Regions from separate parts of the Homo sapiens genome. Here region 2 is linked to region 1. A link is an interaction called in ENCODE POLR2A ChIA-PET data of the cell type or tissue named here. Cell type or tissue: Panc1. All regions are shown on one strand. Links, peaks and the distances in the headings refer to the core of each region. The heading gives the core; the rest is flanking DNA.

Region 1 (4,000 bases), core at 1-4,000:
TTAAGAAGCCTAGACAGCCATGTTTACAGAGCGTGACTCCACACCAGTAATAGATGCTCAGACCGAGGGCAAAACAGTGACCCAAGAACCAATCCATAGACTAACAGCTGAGCCAATCCATTTATTTCTAAGGATTCTGTACTAAGACTGAATCAGATGCTAATGGACCCTTGGACTGAACGATCCTGTAGGATGGAGCTAGAACACTCACACTGGGCCAGGTACAAGCAGTGGAAGCTATAAGAATGAAGCCGAAATAATAGACAACCCTAAAAAGAGAACAGTCTCAGAAAATGATTTCACAATTTCTGTCCTATGATGCCTGGCTGTCCTTTTTCTGTCCCTGGGTTGCTAACTTGTCAGTGAGATTTTTGTGTTCTTAAAAACACCTCCCTCTGCCACCATCATTCCGTTTAAGCCAGCTTGAGAGACTGTTCCTTGCCACCAAATGATCTTAGAGCAAGGGCATTTGAAGCCGGGCATGATGGCTCACACCTGTAATCCCAGCACTTTGGGAGGCCGAGGTGGGCAGATCACTTGATGGCAGGAGTTCGAGACCAGCCTGGCCAACATGGTGAAACCCCGTCTCTACTAAAAATACAAAAATTAGCCAGGCGTGGTGGCATGCGCCTGTAATTCCAGCTACTCTGGAGGCTGAGGCATGAGAATCACTTAAACTCAGGAGGCAGAGGTTAAGAAAAATTAAGAAAAAAAAATTAAAACTGTTAAATGGAAATGTCACAGGGACCATCCTTCTGGCATTCTTTTTTTTTTTTTTTTTTTGGAGACAGAGTCTCTCTCTGTTACCCAGGCTAGAGTGTAATGGTGTGACCGCGGTTCACTGCAGCTTCCGCCTCCCGGGTTCAAGCCATTCTCCTGCCTCAGCCTCCCTAATAGCTGGGACTCAGGCACACGCTGCCACACCTGGCTAATTTTTTGTATTTTTTAGTGGAGACGGGGTTTTATCATGTTGCCCAGGCTGGTCTCAAACTTCCTGAGCTCAGGCAATCCGCCTGCCTCGGCCTCCCAAAGTGCTAGGATTACAGGCGTGAGCCACCGCGCCTGGCCCATTCTTGCATTCTTTAAAGTTTTGAGGGAGGCACTAAACTCTGTCATTTCACTAGAATGTCATAGGTTTTTGATTTATTATATTGGCCATTATAAGGGAGCAGTTTCAGGAGCTTCCACTTGGCCTTTCTTACTACTACAGTAGTTCTTCATCTACAGTGAGGGTTCTGCAATTTCTAGGTACGCCTATTTCAAGTATACACTCATGAACAGGAGAGACAACTGGGTAGGTCCATGTACCTAGTGGAACCATTGTACAACAGACCTGGGTCAGGACTCTATTTATTTCCTCACCCACATGTACTCTTATTCCAATTGGTGGACCATGCTGATGCTTTAGGTCCCCAGATATCAGTGTTAACTTAGATCTAGTATCCAGCAACCCTTGAAAGATCTGGATATTTTCCTAACTCTTTAGTGTAAGGTTATCTGAATAAATGACCATAGGTCCCTTTGGGGAAGAACTGGAGGAATCACTACTATATATACTTGCTGTGGTTTAGCAGGGTCCCTCCTTATGGAGGCCTCTTCCCTCCTTCAGTTGATGGCTTCTAGGTCTGAAAACAGGCAAAGATTTTTGACTTTCCAGTGCAGCTGATTTCAGCTTTCTCCTCATTCTTTTTTTTTTTAAAAATTGTAATTTCTAAAATTGTATCAGTATGTTTAAAAGATATCTGTACTCCCATGTTTATTGCAGCACTATTTACAAGAGCCAAGATTTGGAAGAAACCTGTTTCCATCAACAGATGAATAGATGAAGAAAATGTGGCACATACACTCAATGGACCACTATTCAGCCATGAAGAAGAATGAGGTCCTGTTTTGCAATGACATGGATGGAACTGGAGGTCATTATGTTAAATGAAATAAGCCAGGCACTGAAAGACAAACCACATATTCTCACTTATTTGTGGGAGCTAAAAATTAAACTCATGGAGACAGAGAGTGGAATGATGGTTACCAGATGCTGGGAGGGTAGGGGGAAGTGAGGATGGTTAATCAGTACAAAAATATACTTAGGTAGAATGAATATTATCTAGTATTTGATAGCACAATAAAGTGGCTGCAGTCAACAATAATTTATTGTACATTTAAGAATAACTAAAAGAAGGCTGGGCTTGGCTCACGCCTGTAGTCCCAGCACTTTGGGAGGCCGAGGTGGATGGATCACCTGAGGTCAGGAGTTCGAGACCAGCCTGGCCAAAATGGCAAAACCCCCTCTCCACTAAAAATACAAAAACATACTAGCCAGGTATCGTGGTGCACGCCCATAGTCCCAGCTACTTGGGAGACTGAGGCAGGAGAATCACTTCAACCCGGGAGGTGGAGGCTTCAGTGAGCCAAGATTGTGCCACTGCACTCCAGTGCCTGGGCAACAGAGTGAGCCTGTGTCTCAAACATTCAAACAAACAGAAAAACTAAAAGAGTATAATTGGATTGTTTGTAACACAATGAAAGGATAAATGCTTGAGGTGATGGATACCCCACTTACCCTGATGTGATTATCACACATTGTAAACCTGTATCAAAATATCTCATGTACCCCACAAATGTATATACATCTACTATGTACCCACAAATTTTTTTTTTGAGGCAGGGTTCACTCTGTTGCCCAGGCTGGAGTGCAATGGCATGAACACGGCTCACCATAGCCTCAACCTCCTGGGCTCAAGCGATCCTCCTGCCTCAGCCCTCTATGTAGCTGAGACCACAGGCATGTGCCACCAAACCTGGCTACGTTTTTTATTTTTTGTAGAGACGAAGTCTGACTTTTTATTGCCCAGGTCCTGTGCTGAAACAATCCTCCCACCTTCCCAAAGTGCTGGATTACAGGAGTGAGCCATCACGCCCACCCCCTGCAATAATTAAAATTAAAAAAAAAATTTAATTGTGATAAGCATACAACATAAAATTTACAATCTCAACCATCTTTAAGAGTACATACAGTTCATGGTGTTAAGTATATTCACACTGTTGTGCAACAGATCCCCAGAACTTTTTCATTTTGCAAAACTGAAACTCTATACCCATTAAACAACTCACCATTTTCCCCTCCCCAAGGCCCTGGAAACCACCATTCTACTTTCTGTTTCTATGAATTTGACCACTTTAGATATCTCAAATAAGGGAAATCATACAGTATTTGTCTTTTTTTCTTCTCATACATTCTTGAAATCTTTTACTTATACAATGGGCATCCATCTGTCTTGTCCCTGAGAACATCATGTTTTTTAAGTCATCTGCAAAATCTCTCTTGGTCATGCCCTCCTGGCTACCCATTCTGACATTAAGTCCACCCTTTTTTCAATGGTTAAGTGCTGCCACTTGATCTCTGCTATTCTGAGATCTATCCCCATTGCTACTTGGGAGCCCATCTCCCACCATTAGTCCTGACTTAGAGGATAGTTGCTGTAATCTTCATGATGCTGGTACCTCCCCTAACTAGTGCATTCCTTGTTTCCTTGGTAAATGGCATGTCCTCAAGGCCCTTCCAAGGGTGGGCCTTGGAAATCAACTGGTGGATTACAGGTGTGAGCCATGGCGCCTGGCCTCTCTGAGTCTTTTGATTCCCTTTACCATAGTTTGCTGTGGCAGTTCTAGCATCTCTACTTTAATGTGAATGTAGGCTGTCCCTTTTCTCAGGCTTCAAAGATCCATTCCAGCAGTGTACAGAATCATCTCCTGGGGCACTTGTAGGGTTTTAAATCCTGTGTCACAGGAGAGTGCCCTGATATTGATGAACTCTTCCTATCCAACTTTAAATTTCACCATTTATCCACCCCTCAGGCATATTCTTCTGGTACTCGCCAGCACATGTAAACCAGATCCTACAGCCACTTTGGCATATATCTCTCCCTTTTCCCTTAGCATACCCTGCATTTACCTAGTTGTGCTATTTGATTTTACTTATGGGACTTGTGGCCAGGAGGAA
Region 2 (16,240 bases), core at 12,241-16,240, 50 kb before region 1:
AAGATCATATCTTAAAACCCTTTACCCCTCACCTTTTTTTGCCATATCCACAATCTCTTTCATGATTTTGATTATCTGTCATAAACCCTGTGAAGTCTTGTGTACATCTGGACACAGTTTTATCCAGCAGGAATTTATTGTTTCAGGCTTGATGGTCTTCACAGCTATTTCTATAACGACAATGGCATCTTCAACGATATAATCCTCCTAAACTTTCATGATGTTCTCTTTATTGCAGTTCTCTTCCATAGCTTTGACAATCTGTTTTCTAGAGAGTACTGTGTGTAATGAACCTTAAAGGTCCTTATCACCCCCTGATGTAGTAGCTGATTTAAATATTGTGTTTGGAGGCAAATAGACCACCTTTTTTTTTTTTTTTTTTTTTTGAGACAGAATTTCACTCTTGTTGCCTAGGCTGGAATGCAATGGCACGATCTCAGCTCACTGCAACCTCCACCTCCCAGGTTCAAGCAATTCTCCTGCCTCAGCCTCCTGATTAGCTGGGATTACAGGCATGTGCCACCACGCCCGGCGAATTTTGTATTTTTAGTAGAGACTGGGTTTCTCCGTGTTGGTCAGGCTGGTCTGGAACTCCCAACTTCAGGTGATCCCCCGACCTCGGCCTCCCAAGTGCTGGGATTACAGGCATGAGCCACTGGGCCCAGCCGCAAATAGACTTTTTAATTTGCCTTTGGTGCTGAACTCATGGGGCTCTGGGTGGCCAGAGTATTGTCCAACATCAAAAGAACTTTAAAAGGTAGTCTCTTACTGGCAAGGTACTTCCTGACTTCAGGGACAAAGCATTGATGGAACCAATCCAGAAAAAGGGTTCTTGTTGTCTAAGCCTTCTTATTGCACAACCTAAACACTGGCAGCTGGTGTTTATCTTTGCTCTTCGAGGCTGGAGGTTAACAGCTTTATAGACAAGGGCAGTTCTGATGACAAACTTGACTCAAACTCCTGGGCTCTGGTAATCGTCCCACCTCTGCCTCCCAAAGTGCTGGGTTTTTTTGCACAAAAGAGTAGAGTTAGCCTGTCTCTTCTTGCCTTCAATGTTGGTACTTGCTTCTCTTCCTATTTTTTTTTTTCCTTTTTAAAAACTGAAATAGGGTCTTATTCTGTTGCCCAGGCTACAGTTCAGTGGTGCACTCATGGCTAACTGCAGCCTCAATCTTCCAGGCTCAAGCAATCCTCCCACCTCAGACTCCTGAGTAGCAGGAACAACAGGTGTGTGCCACCACACCCAGCTAATTTTTGTACTTTTTGTAGAGACAGAGTTTCCCATGTTGCCCAGGTTGGTCTTCCTTACTATTAATGTCCTTTGTGGCTTTTTTTTTCCAGAGTAGGGTACCTTAATCTGCATTAAACACCTGTTCAGGCAGATATCCTTTCTCTTCAATGATTTTCTTAACGGTGTCTGAGAATTCATCTGCTGCCTCTTGGTCAGCATAAGCTGCTTCTCCTGTATCTTGTTTTTTTTTTTTTTGAGACAGGGTCTCACTCTGTCACCCAGGCTGGAGTGCAGTGGGGGGATCTCGGCTCATGCAACCTCCGCCTCCCAGGCTCAAGCGATTCTCCTGCCTCAGCCTCCCAAGTAGCTGGGATTATAGGCATGGACCACTACCACCTAGCTAGTTTTTGTATTTTTTGTAGAGACGGGGTTTCACCATGTTGGCCAGGCTGGTCATAAACTCTTGACCTCAAATGATCCACCCGCCTTGGACTGCCAAAGTGCTGGGATTACGGGCAACACTGCGCCCAGCCTGTCTTGACATTTTTTAAGCCAAACCTCTTTCTAAAATCAGCAAACCATCATTTGTTGTCATTAAATACTCCAGCTTTAGATCCTTCACCTTCTTTTTGCTTTAAGTTGCCATATAATGACTTTGCTTTTTCTCAAATCATATTAGAGTCAATAGGTATGCCTTTTTATAGTACCCATGTAAAAGCTACATATTATGCACATAAAAAGGCATTTGGCAAAAAGTGCAAGGTTTTTGCACCTGTTGGCATAGCTACAGTGACAACTTCATGAATTTTCTTTTTTTTTTCTTTTTCTGTTTTTTTTTTTTTTTTACGCAATTGGTCCTTACGCTGGATTTATCTTTAAAAAAATTTTTTTTTGTAGAGACAGGGTCTTACTTTGTTGCCCAGGCTGGTCTCAATCTACTGGGCTCAATCAGTCCTCCTGCCTCAGACTCTCAAAATGGATTCATCTGGCCAGGCCAGAGCAAGACACCGTCTCAAAAAAAAAAAAAAAAAAAAGGGTTCATTTATCTTGAAACGACAAGCAACTACCTGTGTAGACCTCAGTCTACAGTACATATCAAGCAATTCAATTTTTTCTTGTAATGTCATGAGCATTCTCTGCTTCTTGGGAACACTTCCAGCATCACCAATGGCACCTTGTATGGGTTTCATGGTGTTATTCTAGGTTTATGATATTGTACTAAATACCAGGAAAAATATGCAAGAGTTGTAAGAGATTAATTTTTTTTTTTTTGAGACCAAGTCTCGCTCTGTCTCCCAGGCTGGAGTGCAATGGCGTGATCTTGGCTTACTGCAACTCCGTCTCCCAGGTTCAAGCGATTCTCCTGCCTCAGCCTCCCAAGTAGCTGGGATTACAGGCATGCGCCCACCATGCCCAGCTAAGTTTTTTGTATTTTTAGTAGAGACAGGGTTTCACCATGTTGGCTAGGCTGGTCTCGAACTCCTGACCTCAAGTGATCCACCCACCTCGGCCTCCTAAAGTGCTGGGATTACAGGTGTGAGCCACCGCGCCCAGCTGAGAAACTACGTTATACTGCGATACGCAATACACTGGAGAGACGTACTGCTCACTGAAGATGATTAATGTTGCACGGCATTTTAAGTGGATACTCACAATACTTGAGTTCACCTCCATAGCAACAGGAGGTGGCCACAAAATTATTAGTAATGTTATATACTACAGTTAATTTTTATGCAGTTATGATTTAATATGGCATCTTTACATTTGTTTACATTTCTCCCTTCTGCAAATGGCAGCATGTGTGGTCTATAGGTGTTTGTGTGCAGAAGTTTTTTATTTTTTTATTTTTATTTTTATTTTTTATTTTTGTTTTTTAAGACAGAGTCTCGCTTTGTCTCCCAGGCTGGAGTACAGTGGTGCAATCTCAGCGCACTGCAACCTCCACCTCCCGGGTTCAAGTGATTCTCTTGCTTCAGCCTCCCCTAGTAGCTGAGACTACAGGTGCACACCACCATGCCCAGGTAATTTTTGTATTTTTAGTAGAGACGGGGTTTTACCATGTTGGCCAGGGTGGTCTTGAACTCCCGACCTCAGGTAATCTGCCCGCCTCAGCCTCCCAAAGTGCTGAGATTACAAGCGTGAGCCACCATGCCTGGCCAGAAGCTTTTTAGACAGGGTCTCACTCTGTTTCCAGGCTGCAGTACAGTGGCATGGTCTTAGCTCACTGCAGCCTCAAACTCCCAGGCTCAATTGATCCTCCCACCTCAGCCCCCTCAAGTAACTGGTATTTTTTGTAGAGAAGGGGTTTCACCATGTTGCCCAGATTGGTCTCAACCTCCTGGGCTCAAGTGATCTGCCCGCCTCAACCTACCAAAGTGCTGGGATTACAGGCATGAGCCACCGCACCCAGCCAGTGTGCAGAAGTTTTGATAAATTTTAACTTGTAGATTTCTGTATGTTTTATGGTAGTAAATGATAATATAGACTAATACCTACATATATTTTTACACTTGTAACATACCAATTTTTTAAGTTTTTTGATATTTCTAGGCTATGCTGTTCATCTGCAAGTTTTTTGAAACTGCTTGAAATCTCCAAAACAGTTTCCAATGCATTTATTACTGAAAAAAATCCACATATAAGTGGACCTGTGCAGTTCAAACCCATGTTGTTTGGCCGGGCGTGGTGGCTCACATCTGTAATCCCAGCACTTTGGGAGGCCGAGGCAGGTGGATCGCCTGAGGTTGGGAGCTCAAGACCAGCCTGGCCAACATGGTGAAACCCCGTCTCTACTAAAAACTACAAAAATTAGCCGGCAATGGTGGCACATGCCTGTAATCTCAGCTACGTGGGAGGCTGAGGCTTGACAAGAATTGCTTGAACCTGGGAGGTGGAGGTTGCAATGAATGAAGATCGCACCACTGCACTCCCGCCTGGGTGACAAAGCAAGACTCTGTCTCAAAAAAGAAAAAAAAAGGCCGGGCGCGGTGGCTCACGCCTGTAATCCCAGCACTTTGGGAGGCCGAGGCGGGTGGATCATGAGATCAGGAGATTGAGACCATCCTGGCTAACACGGTGAAACCCCGTCTCTACTAAAAATACAAAAAAATTAGCCAGGCGTGGTGGCGGGTGCCTGTAGTCCCAGCTACTCGGGAGGCTGAGGCAGGAGAATGGCGTGAGCCCAGGAGGTGGAGCTTGCAGTGAGCCGAGATCGTGCCACTGCACTCCAGCCTGGGCGAGAGAGTGAGACTCCATCTCAAAAAGAAAAAAAAAAAAAGAAAAAAAACCCATGTTGTTCAAGGCTCAACTATAAATGTTAGCCATTATTATTGCTGTTGTTGTAATTAGGCAACTATTCAGTTCTTGCTCTGCCTTGGTATAGCCCTTCACCTGAAATTAACGTTAAGTTGATAGCTGAAAAGTGTTTTACCACCATAAATGACCTAAAACCATGTCTTGTACCTGGCAGCTGCTTCTTTCTTCCCATCTTCCAGTGTCCTCCAATGAATATGATCTCCAAAACCTGGAAGGAAAGAACTTTATAAGCATTCACATAATGAACAAAGGGCACAGTCCCAAGAAGGAAGTGTGCATGTTCACAAGATACCCACTAAGAAGGTTTTCTTCTGTCAAGAGCTTGGTGTTCAAGTCCCAGCTCCACCACCTTCTAGGTGTATGGGACCATACCTCAAGCCTCAGTTTTCATACCTGCAAAATGGAGACACCACCACCTAATTCACAGTTTCAAAGGAGGCTAAATTTAAAAATGACGTTAAATGCTTTGTAAACTATCACGGAATATGCTAATAATACTGTAAGAATGAACGAGAATTTCCCACAGAGTAAACATAAAGCAGGTCATAACAAATCATAACCAATTGAAGGTGATTCAGCAATACAGCTTTAGATTCAGAAAGACCTAGGTCCATGACTCCACTTCCTATTACGTGTGTGAATTCTTGTGAGTGAAGTAAGCTCTCCAAGTCCCAATTTCTTTCTTATTTTCCTCCTTCATCTGTAAAAGCAAGACAATAAGACCTACCTCCAAGTGTTAGTATAAGGATTAAATGAAGTAAGTATTTAAAGCTATTGTTATTATTATTCCCACAATTCACCCAGAGTAATCTTCCTATTTTATTTTTTGAAACTCTTGAACATGTTTTGTAGAATAGCACAGAATGGTCTTTCTAAATCATGTTACTCCAGGAAAAAAACAAAAAACAAAAACAAAAAAACTTTCAAAGGCTTTCCAATGCCCTAAAGATAAAGGTCCAACTCTTGCAGTAGGGTTTACAAAGCCTTTCAGAATATGGCACCTGCCCACCTCTCCAGCCTCACTTTCCACATTTTTCCTAAAATCTTATATATACACCCTATACTATACTTTCACTTTTTTTTTTTTTTTTGAGATAGAGTCTCTCTGTCACCCAGGCTAGAATAAAGTGGTATGATCTTGGCTCACTGCAACCTCCACCTCCCAGGTTCAAGCGATTCTTTTGCCTCAGCCTCCTGAGTAGCTGGAATTACAAGCGCCTGCCACCACGACTGGCTAATTTTTTTTTTTGGAGATGGAGTTTTGCTCTTGTTGCCCAGGCTGGAGTGCAATGGCATGATCTCGGCTCACCGCAACCTCCACCTCCTGGGTTCAAGCGATTCTCCTGCCTCAGTCTCCCAAGTAGCTGGGATTACAGGCATGTGCCACCAAGCCTGGCTAATTCTGTATTTTTTGTAAAGACAGGGTTTCTCCATATTGGTCAGGCTGGTCTTGAACTCCCGACCTCAGGTGATCTGCCCGCCTCAGCCTCCCAAACTGCTGGGATTACAGGCATGAGCCACTGTGCCCGGACTGTAATTTTTGTATTTTTAGTAGAGAGAGGGTTTCGCCATGTTGGCCAGCCTGGTCTCGAACTCCTGAGCTCAGGTGATCTGCCAGCCTCCTCAGCCTTCCAAAGTGCTGGGATTACAGGCATGAGCCACCGCACCCGGCCCTTTCACTTCTTTAAATGAGAGTAGCACGCACTCTCTCCCCTCCAGGCTTTCACAATCACTACTACCTGTGCAATTCCTTCCGTCCCTCACCTCCAACTCATTCTTCAGGTATAAGCCTAGAGGGCATTTCTTCTGGTATATCTTCCCTGACTCCCAAAGCACCCTATTCTTACCCCATCACAGCACTCCCCAGGCTGACTTGTAAATGTTTATGTGTCCATCTCTGGACCATATCTTTCTTATTCCTCTCTGTTTCCTTAGCATTTAGCAGTACACATGGCCACAGTAAGTGCTCCATAAAATATTTGTTGAGCAAATGAATCTTATTTAGATCATATCACAAAAAGAATTTTATATCCAAAAATTATTAGTGATCATAATGCTAGCTGCTGTTTACTGACCACCTTATATGTGCCTGACATACCACATGTGTTATCTCATTTAAATTTGGCCTTATTAATAACCCAGTTTTACTTAATCTCTGTATGCTTGTTTTCTCATCTTTAAAAGAGGCATAAAATAATTATATCTCATAAGGTTACTGAATATTAAATAAGAAATATATGCAAAAAACTTAGCATAGTGCTTAGCATATTATAAATGATCAGTAAGTAGTAGCTTTTGTTATTCTATACGATTGAGACTTCTGAGGCTCAGAGAAGTTACATCACCTGTACTGGTCACATAACTGCTAAATGGCCAAGCTGAGATTTAAATTGCAATCGTGTGCCATTCTGGTTTACTACACTCATCTTTCAGATTTTTCTTTCTCAGAAATAAATTCAAATCTAATTTTCATCAGTGCTACCACAGGGAAACAAAAGGTCATCCAGATGAGCACATGCAGGCAGTATCGAAACTAACCATCCTCACTTTTCATTCCCAACAGCATGGGATGCTGTCACTTGCCTAAGGCTCAAGATTTGACTCTGAAGAGTGAGTGATTGAGAATGAAATTGAGAGGATGCCCAGGAGAACTGCAAGGTGTCTAACATGATCACCATCACTCTATTGGTCAATATCTAAACTCAGGCAACTGAATCCTGCTTTGGCAAGATGCCCAACCAGACAGTCTGAAGGGATATACACCTACAAAACAATGAAATCCTAGATAAAATGGACTTTCAGAATGTGCTCACTAGACTCAGTAATGACAGAACCCTCCATAAACACAAAGCAAGCTAAAACCTATGAGCAACAAGCAAGTGAGGCTGCCCTGAACGCAAGCGTCCATTATGATGTGGCAAAATGGAGATGAATCTGAAACTCCCACATTAACACAACCCTCAAAAGAGACTAAAGTGATTCCACGTGAGTGGTACCCCCTGGTTTTCAGATGAATCAAATGCCAAAACTTTCTGGAGGAAAAGATTCTCCACTTTAGGCTTCCAGGATAGCCAATGAAGAAGAACAACCATTATGAGCTCACAATCATGGATCACCAAAAATGTGAGAAAAGAAGTCGCCACAAGAACACAAGCAACAAACAGATTTTGATCCCTGAGGAATTCAGATATTAGAATTATCAGCCACAAAATACAGAAATAGCTATGCATGAAATGTTTAAAGAAATAACACATGGAATCACAAAAACAGGCATGCAGCATGCAAAATAAATAGTCAAATCTGGCCAGGTGTGGTGGCTCATGTCTGTAATCCTAGCACTTTGGGAGGCCGACGTGGATGGATTGCCTGAGCTCAGGAGTTCGAGACCATCCTGGGCAACATGGTGAAACCCTGTCTCTACTACAATACAAAAAAGTTAGCCAGGTGCCGTGGTGCAAGCCAATAGTCCCAGCTACTTGGGAGGCTGAAGTAGGAGAATTGCTTGAACCTGGCAGGCAGAGTTTACAGTGAGTTGAGATCACGCCACCACACTCCAGCCTGGGTGACAGAGCAAGACTCTGTCTCAAAAAAAAAAAAAGAAAGTCAAATCTGTGAAGTCATCAAACAGAACTTCTAGAAATTAAAAATACAGTTTTGTTGAAATACAAAGTGAATGAATATGCAGTGATAAAAGGAAAGGAGTAATCAAGCCACGAAAAGACATTGAAGAACCTTAAACATATACTAAGTGGAAAGAGCAATTTGAAAAGGCTATATACTACATAATTCCAATTACATGACATTGGAAAAAGCAAAATTATGGAGATAGTAACAGATCAGTGGTTAACAGGGATTCTGGGGGAGAGAGATGAATAAGTGGAGCTCAGGATATTTTTGTAACAGTGAAACTATTCTATATGAAACTGTAATGGTGGATACATACTGTTAATGGCCTCAATTGTGTCCCCCACCCCACTCCAAAGTTCATATCTTAAAGTCTTTAAAGAGGTAGCTGAGGTAAAATGAGGTCATTGCGGTGGGCCCTTATCCTTATGAGAAGAGGAGATTAGGACACAGACAAACTTAAAGGGAAGATCATGTGAAGACATAGAAGACAGCCATCCACAAGAAGAAACCAACCCTACCAAGACCTTCATATTGGACTTCTAGCCTCCAGAACTGTAAGAAAATAAACTTCTATTGTTTAAGCCGGTTAGTCTGTGTATTTGTTATGGCAGTCCTAGCAAACGAATACATATGTTATTATACATTTGTCAAAACACATAGAATGTACAACACCAAGAATGAACCCGAATGTAAACTAGGGACTTTGGTTAATAATAATGTATCAATATTGGTTCGTCAATTGTAACAAACTATCTTTCAAAAGTAAGAGCAAAATAGACATTTTTAGATAAGCTGAGTGATTTTTCCATCCTTCCCTCACAGCCCTCAGAAAAAACAATCCTGCTGACACTGTGATTTTGGACTCCTAGCCTCCAGAACTGTGAGACAATAAATTTCTGTTAAGACACAGTTTGGGCTGTGGATGGTGGCTCATGCCTGTAATCCCAGCACTCTGGGAGGCCGAGGTGAGAGGATCATTTGAGCCCAGGAGTTTGAGACTAGCCTGGGCAACATAGTGAGACCCCATCTCTATAAAAAATAGAAAAATTAGCCAGGTGTGGTGGTGCATGCCTATAGTCCTAGCTACTTGGGAGGCAGGGGCAGGAGGATCGATTGAGCCTGTAGTGAGCTGTGATTGCCCCACTGCACTCCAGCCTGGGTGACAGAGCAAGATTCTGTCTCGAAAAAAAAAAAGACACAGTTTGTGGTACTTTCTTACTGTAGCCTTAGCAAACTAATACAGGGGAGCAAGGCAAAAGCAAGGAGACTAATAAAGGGGCTACTACAATAATCCAGGCAAGAGATGATAGTGGACTGGACCAGCTGGGGTGGTAGAGGGGTAAGATACCAATAGGTTCTGGATATATTTCAAAGGCAAAGTTAGCAGGATTTTGCTATGGATATGGGATATGAGAGCAAAAAGAGAAGTCAAGGATCACTCTAAGGTTTTTGGCCTGGACAAGTAGAAGGATGGAGCTGCCATTTACAGTGAGGATGAAAGCATGATTAGAGCATGACCAAGACAGTCCAAGGAGAAAAATTAGATCGAATACATACAACTCTTTCAAAAAATTTTTGACTGGGTGTCGTGGCTCACGCCTGTAATCCCAGCACTTTTGGAGGCCAAGGCAGGCAGATCACTTGAGGTCAGGAGTTCGAGACCAGCCTGGTCTAACCTAACATGGTGAAACCCCATCTCTACTAAAAATACAAAAATTAGGCCAGGCGCGGTGGCTCACGCCTGTAATCCCAGCACTTTGGGAGGCCAAGGCAGGCGGATCACGAGGTCAAGAGATCAAGACCATCCTGGCCAACATGGTGAAACCCCATCTCTACTAAAAAAAAAAAAAATATATATATATATATATATATATATATTAGCCGGGTATGGTGGCACACACCTGTAATTCCAGCTACTCAGGAAGCTGAAGCATGAGAATTGCTTGAACTTGGGAGGCGAAGGTTGCAGTAAGCCAAGATCATGCCACTGCACTCCAGCCTGGGTAACAGAGTGAGACTCTGTCTCTAAAAGAAAAGAATTTTGCTGTACCAGGGACAACTGAAAGCTGATAGAAATGATACAATAAAGATAGGAAAAAGGGGTAATACAACATTAGAAGGGAGAGTCACTGGTAAAATATTGGTGAGTCGGTGAGAGGAGACGGGATTTAGCACTCAAGTAGAGGGATTAGCCTTTGCTAGGAATAATGATGGTTTATCAGGTAACAACAGGAAAGGGAGCATGTATGAACACTAGTGGGTAAATGCAGTAGTGAAAATTTTTGAAAGGCCTCTTCCGATTCCTTCTGTCTTCTGGTAAAGAGGGACTATAATTACTAACTGAGAGCAAGGACTATGGAAGAAGTATTGGAGATTTGAAAAGACAGGAAGAAGTATGAAATAGTCCCCTAGGAGAGAATCAGAGAAAATAAAAAGGATAGCTAAAGGACATATTTCAGGTAGGAAATGATCCCAGAGGAAGGCCTAGATACAAAGAATAGTGAGCAAATAAACCAGCAAACATGTAGATAAATATGTAAATATTGTCTGTATAGCAATTTATAATGCCCGATTTGTAGAGTTAAAAAAGAAAGAGAGAGAGAACTAAGCCAGGCACAATGTGCACCTGTAGTCCCAGCTACTCTGGAGGTTGAGTCAGGAGGATTGCTTGAGCCCCGGAGTTTGAGGCCAGTCTGGGCAACAGGATGAGACTCTATCTCTAAAAAATAAATAACTAAGTTTCAAAAAAAAATTAAAATTAGAACTAAATATGAGACAACTCCTTATAAGTGAAGAGTGGGTGATTGAAATTAAATGTTCTAAAGTCCCTCTTACCACTGGGGGTATAATAGTGTTAGATTTTGTTAAGTATGCAAGTAAAATTTCAAGAGTTACTACTAAAAGAAAAGAACTAGAATGCCAACTTCCAAACTAATAAAGGAGATAAAATAAGAACAAGCAAATATTCAACCCCCAAAGAAAGGGCAAAAAGAAAAAAAAGCACAGAAAAAAACAGTAGAAACTGGATAACAGAAACAAGAGCTGTTCTGTCAATAATCACAACAAATATAAGTGGACTAAACTTGCCAATTAAAGTGAAAAGACAAAAATTGTCAGACTTGGTTTAAGAAAAAAGTACCTCTACGATGCTTATAAAAGCATACCTAGCCAGTTGTGGTGGCTCACACCTATAATCCCAGCATTTTGGGAGGCCAAGGCAGGAGGATCACTTGAGGCTAGAAGTTCGAGGCCAGTCTGGGCAACATAGAGAAACCTCACCTCTACAAAAAAATTTAAAAATTAGCTGGATGCAGTGGCATGTGCCTATAGTCCCAGCTACTCAGGAGGCTGATGTCAGAGGATTGCTTGAGGCCAGGAGTTCGAGGATACAGTGAGCTATGATGGCACCACTGCACTCTAGCTCGGGCAACAGAGGGTGACCCTGTTTCTTTTCTTTAAAAAAAAAAAAAAAAAAGCATGCCTAAAACAGAAGGACTTACAGAAGTCCAATGCCAAACAAGATAGAGTCAAGGAAGCTAGATTAATATAAGGTTAAATAAAATTTCTCAGCCAGGCACAGTGGCTCATGCCTGTAATCCCATTACTTTGGGAGGCTGAGGCAGGCAGATCACTTGAGTTCAGGAGTTCAAGACCAGCCTGGCCAACCCCATCTCTACCAAAAATTTAAAAATTAGCTGGGTGTGGTGGCGCACACCTATAATCCCAGCTATCTGGGAGGCTGAGGTGGGAGAATCGCTTAAACCCAGGAGGCAGGGGTTGCAGTGAGCCAAGATGGGGCCACTGCACTCCAGCCTGAGTGACAGAGTGAGACTCTGTCTCAAAAAAATAATAATTAATTAATTAATTAAAATAAATTCTCCATGTACCTAGGCCACTCAGAAGCTAGGTGTCAAACCTTACAATCACGTAAGGTTATTACTAATAGAGACCTAGAACAGCACTGTAAAGTAGAACTTACTGCAATGAGCTGTTCAATATGGTAGTCACTAGCCACATGTGGCTACAGAACAATTGAAATGTAGACAATCCAGCTGAGCTCAACTTTTACTTTTATTTAACTTTAATAAATTTAAAGAGTCACAACACTAGAGATTTAGTCTAACCCTCTTATTTTACTGAGGCCTAGAAAAGAAGTTATCCAACACTCCAAGGTAGACCACAACCAAAATTTAAGTCTCCTGACTCCTAATTAGCATTCTTTTCTAATACCCCAGTACTTCCCAAGCTGTTCTGCTGCAATATCCCTAGAGTAAGTCTAGAGGTATAACGTGAAAATAGTCCACTGTGGCTGGGCGTGGTGGCTCAAGCCTTTGGGAGGCTGAGGCGGGTGGATCACAAGGTCAGGAGTTTGAGACCAGCCTGATCAACACAGTGAAACCCCGTCTCTACTCTACAAAAATTAGCCAGGCATGGTGGCAGGTGCCTGTAATCCCAACTACTTGGGAGGCTGAGGCAAGAGAATCGCTTGAACCCAGGAGGGGAAGGTTGCAGTGAGCTGAGATTGCGTCACTGCACTCCAGCCTAGGCAACAGAGCAAGACTGTCTCAACAACAACAACAAAATAGTCTACTGCATGTACAAAATTTCCTTGAGAATTCATATTAAAATTTACATTGGAATTTTTTATAATAGTAATAATCACCACCACCACTTATTAAGCAATTGCATTTTTTTTTTTTTGGTAGAGATAGGATCTTGCTATGTTGCCCATGCTGGTTTTGAACTCCTGGCCTCAAGCAATCTGCCCGCCTTGGCCTCCCAAACTGCTAGGATTATAGGCGTGAGCCACTGCACCCAGCCTAAGTGCTTATTTTATGTAATAATTATATTATAGTAACAATATTAATGACTAACACATGAAATTTATTATGTGCCAGGTACTTAAATGCTTTTATATGTGTTAACTTATTTAATCTTCACAACAACTTTATGAGGTAGAAACTCTAATTATCCCTTTATAAATAAGGAAGCTGAACTGAAACAGCTTGCCCAAGGTTATGTTGCCACTAAGTGGCAGAGCTGGGACTAGAATCTAGGTGGTTGGGTTCCAGGGTCTGTAGTTAACAACCATTCACTACACTTTACTGTCTCTCTAGCAAACATTAAATGAACAAACGAATGCAGCTTCACCAAAGCAGAATGGGAACACCAACTTCAGATCTGGAAAACTTGGGCCTTTTGTTTCCCTCTCAAAAAGATGTTTAAAAGGTACAATGTTTACCTTGTTACTAAAAACATCCATTCCCCAGCACCACTAACACTCCCACCTGTGCCAACATGGAACATCTGAAGGCAGTCCAATTTCCTAAAGTGTCACCTGTATAGCCACTTAATTTATGCCAGTTATCTGCAAAGTAAAGTCTCCCACATCAGCAACTCTTACCCTATAACATTAATTTTTTAAAAAAGAAAAGCAACCATTTCTAAACACAGCATTCAATCAGAATTTTCAATCCCTTCATCCAAAAATTGTTTTAATGAATGTAAGCTAAAGACATCTGAAAAGTATTATCCACCCCCTCCTAGCTGATGAAACCTAAATAACAAAAGGTCAAGCATCAGAGCTGGCAGCCAAGCCTCTGAAACAGGGAACACTGTACCTGAGACATAGAACATAGTGGCTAAATACTGATTGTCTCAGTCAAACAGACCTGCATTAGAATTCTTGTTCAGCCACTTACCATTTTCATAAATGCAAACTATGGCTAACAAAAACATGTATCCCATAGGCTGTTGTGAATGTGAGTAGAACACTGTGTGGGAGGTAAACACACTTCATATGTGTTAGTGCCAAATTTTTATTCCAGAGACTTGACAAAGTTATCCATTTTTGTTTCAGGCAGAAGAGCACAAGAACCACTCCCAATGACAGCTTTCTAGTTTCTCCTTTAAACTTTAGAGGAGTTTCTGCACTGAGAGACTGGAATGGTATGCTGGTTAAGGGCACTGGCTCTGGGATTTGTATTCCAGCTAGTCCACTGGACTCCTTTGCCTCATTTGAGGTTTTTTCATCTGTTAAGTGGGAATAATGATAAAAACATTGTCCATCTCATAGGGTTATTATGAGGCTTAGTCAATACATGAAAAATGCACACAACAGCACCTGGAGGATAGTAAATGTACAGTAAATATTGGTCACTACTTCTCCCCATGGGTGATGTACTCCAAATTTTTAGTCCATGGAGAACAATGTAATTATTTTGGAACTCTATAGAACGTTAGAGCTGGAAGAGATCTTAGGAAGTACTTCTAGTACAACTTTCTCATTGATTAATTGGTTGTCACGTAGGACCAGAACTAAATGGCCTGATCAGGATTACAATCCAGGCCTCCTAATTTATTTATTTATTTTTTTTGAGACAGAGTATCACTCTGTTGCCCAGGCTGGAGTGCAGTGGCACTATCTTGGCTCACTGCAACCTCCGCCTCCCAGGTTCAAGCAATTCTCCTGCCTCAGCCTCCCGAGTAGCTAGGATTACAGGCGTGTGCCACCACGCCTGGCTAATTTTTGTATTTTTTTTAGTAGAGATGGGGTTTCGCCATGTTGGCCAGGCTGGTCTTGAACTCCTGACCTCAGGTGATTGACCTGCCTCAGCCTCCCAAAGTGCTGGGATAACAGGCATGAGCCACCGTGCCCAGCCTGGGCCTTCTAATTTCTATTTAGTGCTAAGTCCACATCACTGTGCTGCTTCTTCTTAATGAAAACAGTAGAGATCATTCAGTCTCTCCTCTCTGTAAACCACCAGGCCATCGTCCGGAAACATCTGGGAAGAAATCCATCTCATTAAGACTTTCAGCAACCATTGCCTCAGGTAGCACTTTTTTGGAAGGTAGGGTAAGTGGGGTATAATCTACTTCCCAAGAATCCATACCCAAGAGATACATAAAACAAAAGTTTGAAATAGTATTAATTCCTTTTAGGGATTATTATTATTATTTCCATGGGGGAAATAATACTGGTTAATGTTTATTAAATATTTTCTAAGTGTCCGACACAATATTAAGTGCCTTTTGTTTTTTGATTGAATCCTCCCAACCCAGCCCCACTGCCCTAAGCTGCCCTTCTATGTGCTCCTGCAGCTACCTGGTATTTCTCTGCTTAAAGCACATATCATGCTGCCATGTAACTGTCTGCTTACTTGTCTTGGTATCTTACCAGACTGCAAGCTGAAAAAGGACAGGAATCACAATTATCATGTTTATCATTCATTTCCTCTTTCAACAAATATTCCTGAGCATGAACAAGACAGAAATAGTCCTGGTTCACTGTGGCAGATATGCCCTTCTTACAATGTGACCTCAACATACCTCCCATTGGGGGTGAGGGTGGGGGTCCTAATATTCCATTCCCTTGAATCTGCCCCTACAGGGTACTGTGGAAGTGATGCTATGTGCCTTGTAAGGCTAGGTGACAAAAATGCCATGCATTTCCACCTTGTTCTCTTATGGCACGCACTCTTGGAATCCAGCCTCCCATAAAGCTACTGTGAGGAAACCCATAGGAGCCCATGCGGAAAGATCACATGGAGAGGTAACCAGCTTAGCCAAGGCCCCAGTCATCATAGAACAGGGACAAGCCTTTCCCAGTGTGCCTTGTTTGAATTCCTTACTCACACAATTGTGAGCATAATAAAATGATTTCTTCATGCCCACTAAATTTTGGAGTGATTTATTACACAACAATGGTAACTGGAACAACCACACAAAGCTTAATATCTAACAAGGAATAAAAATACAAAATACCTGATTCCAAGGTATTACCTACACCTAACACAGTAACTTGAACAGAGCAAATTATTTGTTGAGTGTCTGAGGTAGTTATGATGCCCATTTTGCAGATGAGGAACGGAGGCTTTGAGAGTTAAGAAACTTGCCCAAGGCTACTCAGCTAGTGAGTGGCAGAACAAATTAAAACTCAGATCTAGGCCTGGCGCAGTGGCTCCCGCCTATAATCCCAATACTTTGGGAGGCCAAGGAGGGAGGATTACCTGAGGTCAGGAGTTTGAGATCAGCCTGGCCAACATGGTGAAACTCCATCTCTACTAA

What was found. ChIA-PET counts read pairs that join two places held together with the same protein. Peaks named below come from ENCODE experiments on the same cell type or tissue, not always from the same donor. Only the 100,000 strongest peaks of a DNase experiment are listed, where the experiment ranks them.
Region 2: POLR2A ChIA-PET joins it to region 1 with 9 read pairs; 10 of 35 experiments call an interaction of 5 or more read pairs at or near these places.

The regions. Positions count from the first base shown.
Region 1 is chr1:52,099,442-52,103,441 of GRCh38, forward strand. No RefSeq gene overlaps it. Among named protein-coding and RNA genes, the nearest start is that of ZFYVE9, 41 kb to the right of the region's middle. In Panc1, for the core only: no CTCF peak of the experiment used is centred there; no DNase peak of the experiment used is centred there.
Region 2 is chr1:52,036,844-52,053,083 of GRCh38, forward strand. TXNDC12 (thioredoxin domain containing 12) reads right to left here. Exons shown (of 7, transcript NM_015913.4): 2 at 4,694-4,754. It overlaps TXNDC12-AS1 (TXNDC12 antisense RNA 1), which reads left to right and starts at 14,075. Exons shown (of 3, transcript NR_126385.1): 1 at 14,075-14,122; 2 at 14,941-15,006; 3 at 15,564-15,840. In Panc1, for the core only: no CTCF peak of the experiment used is centred there; no DNase peak of the experiment used is centred there.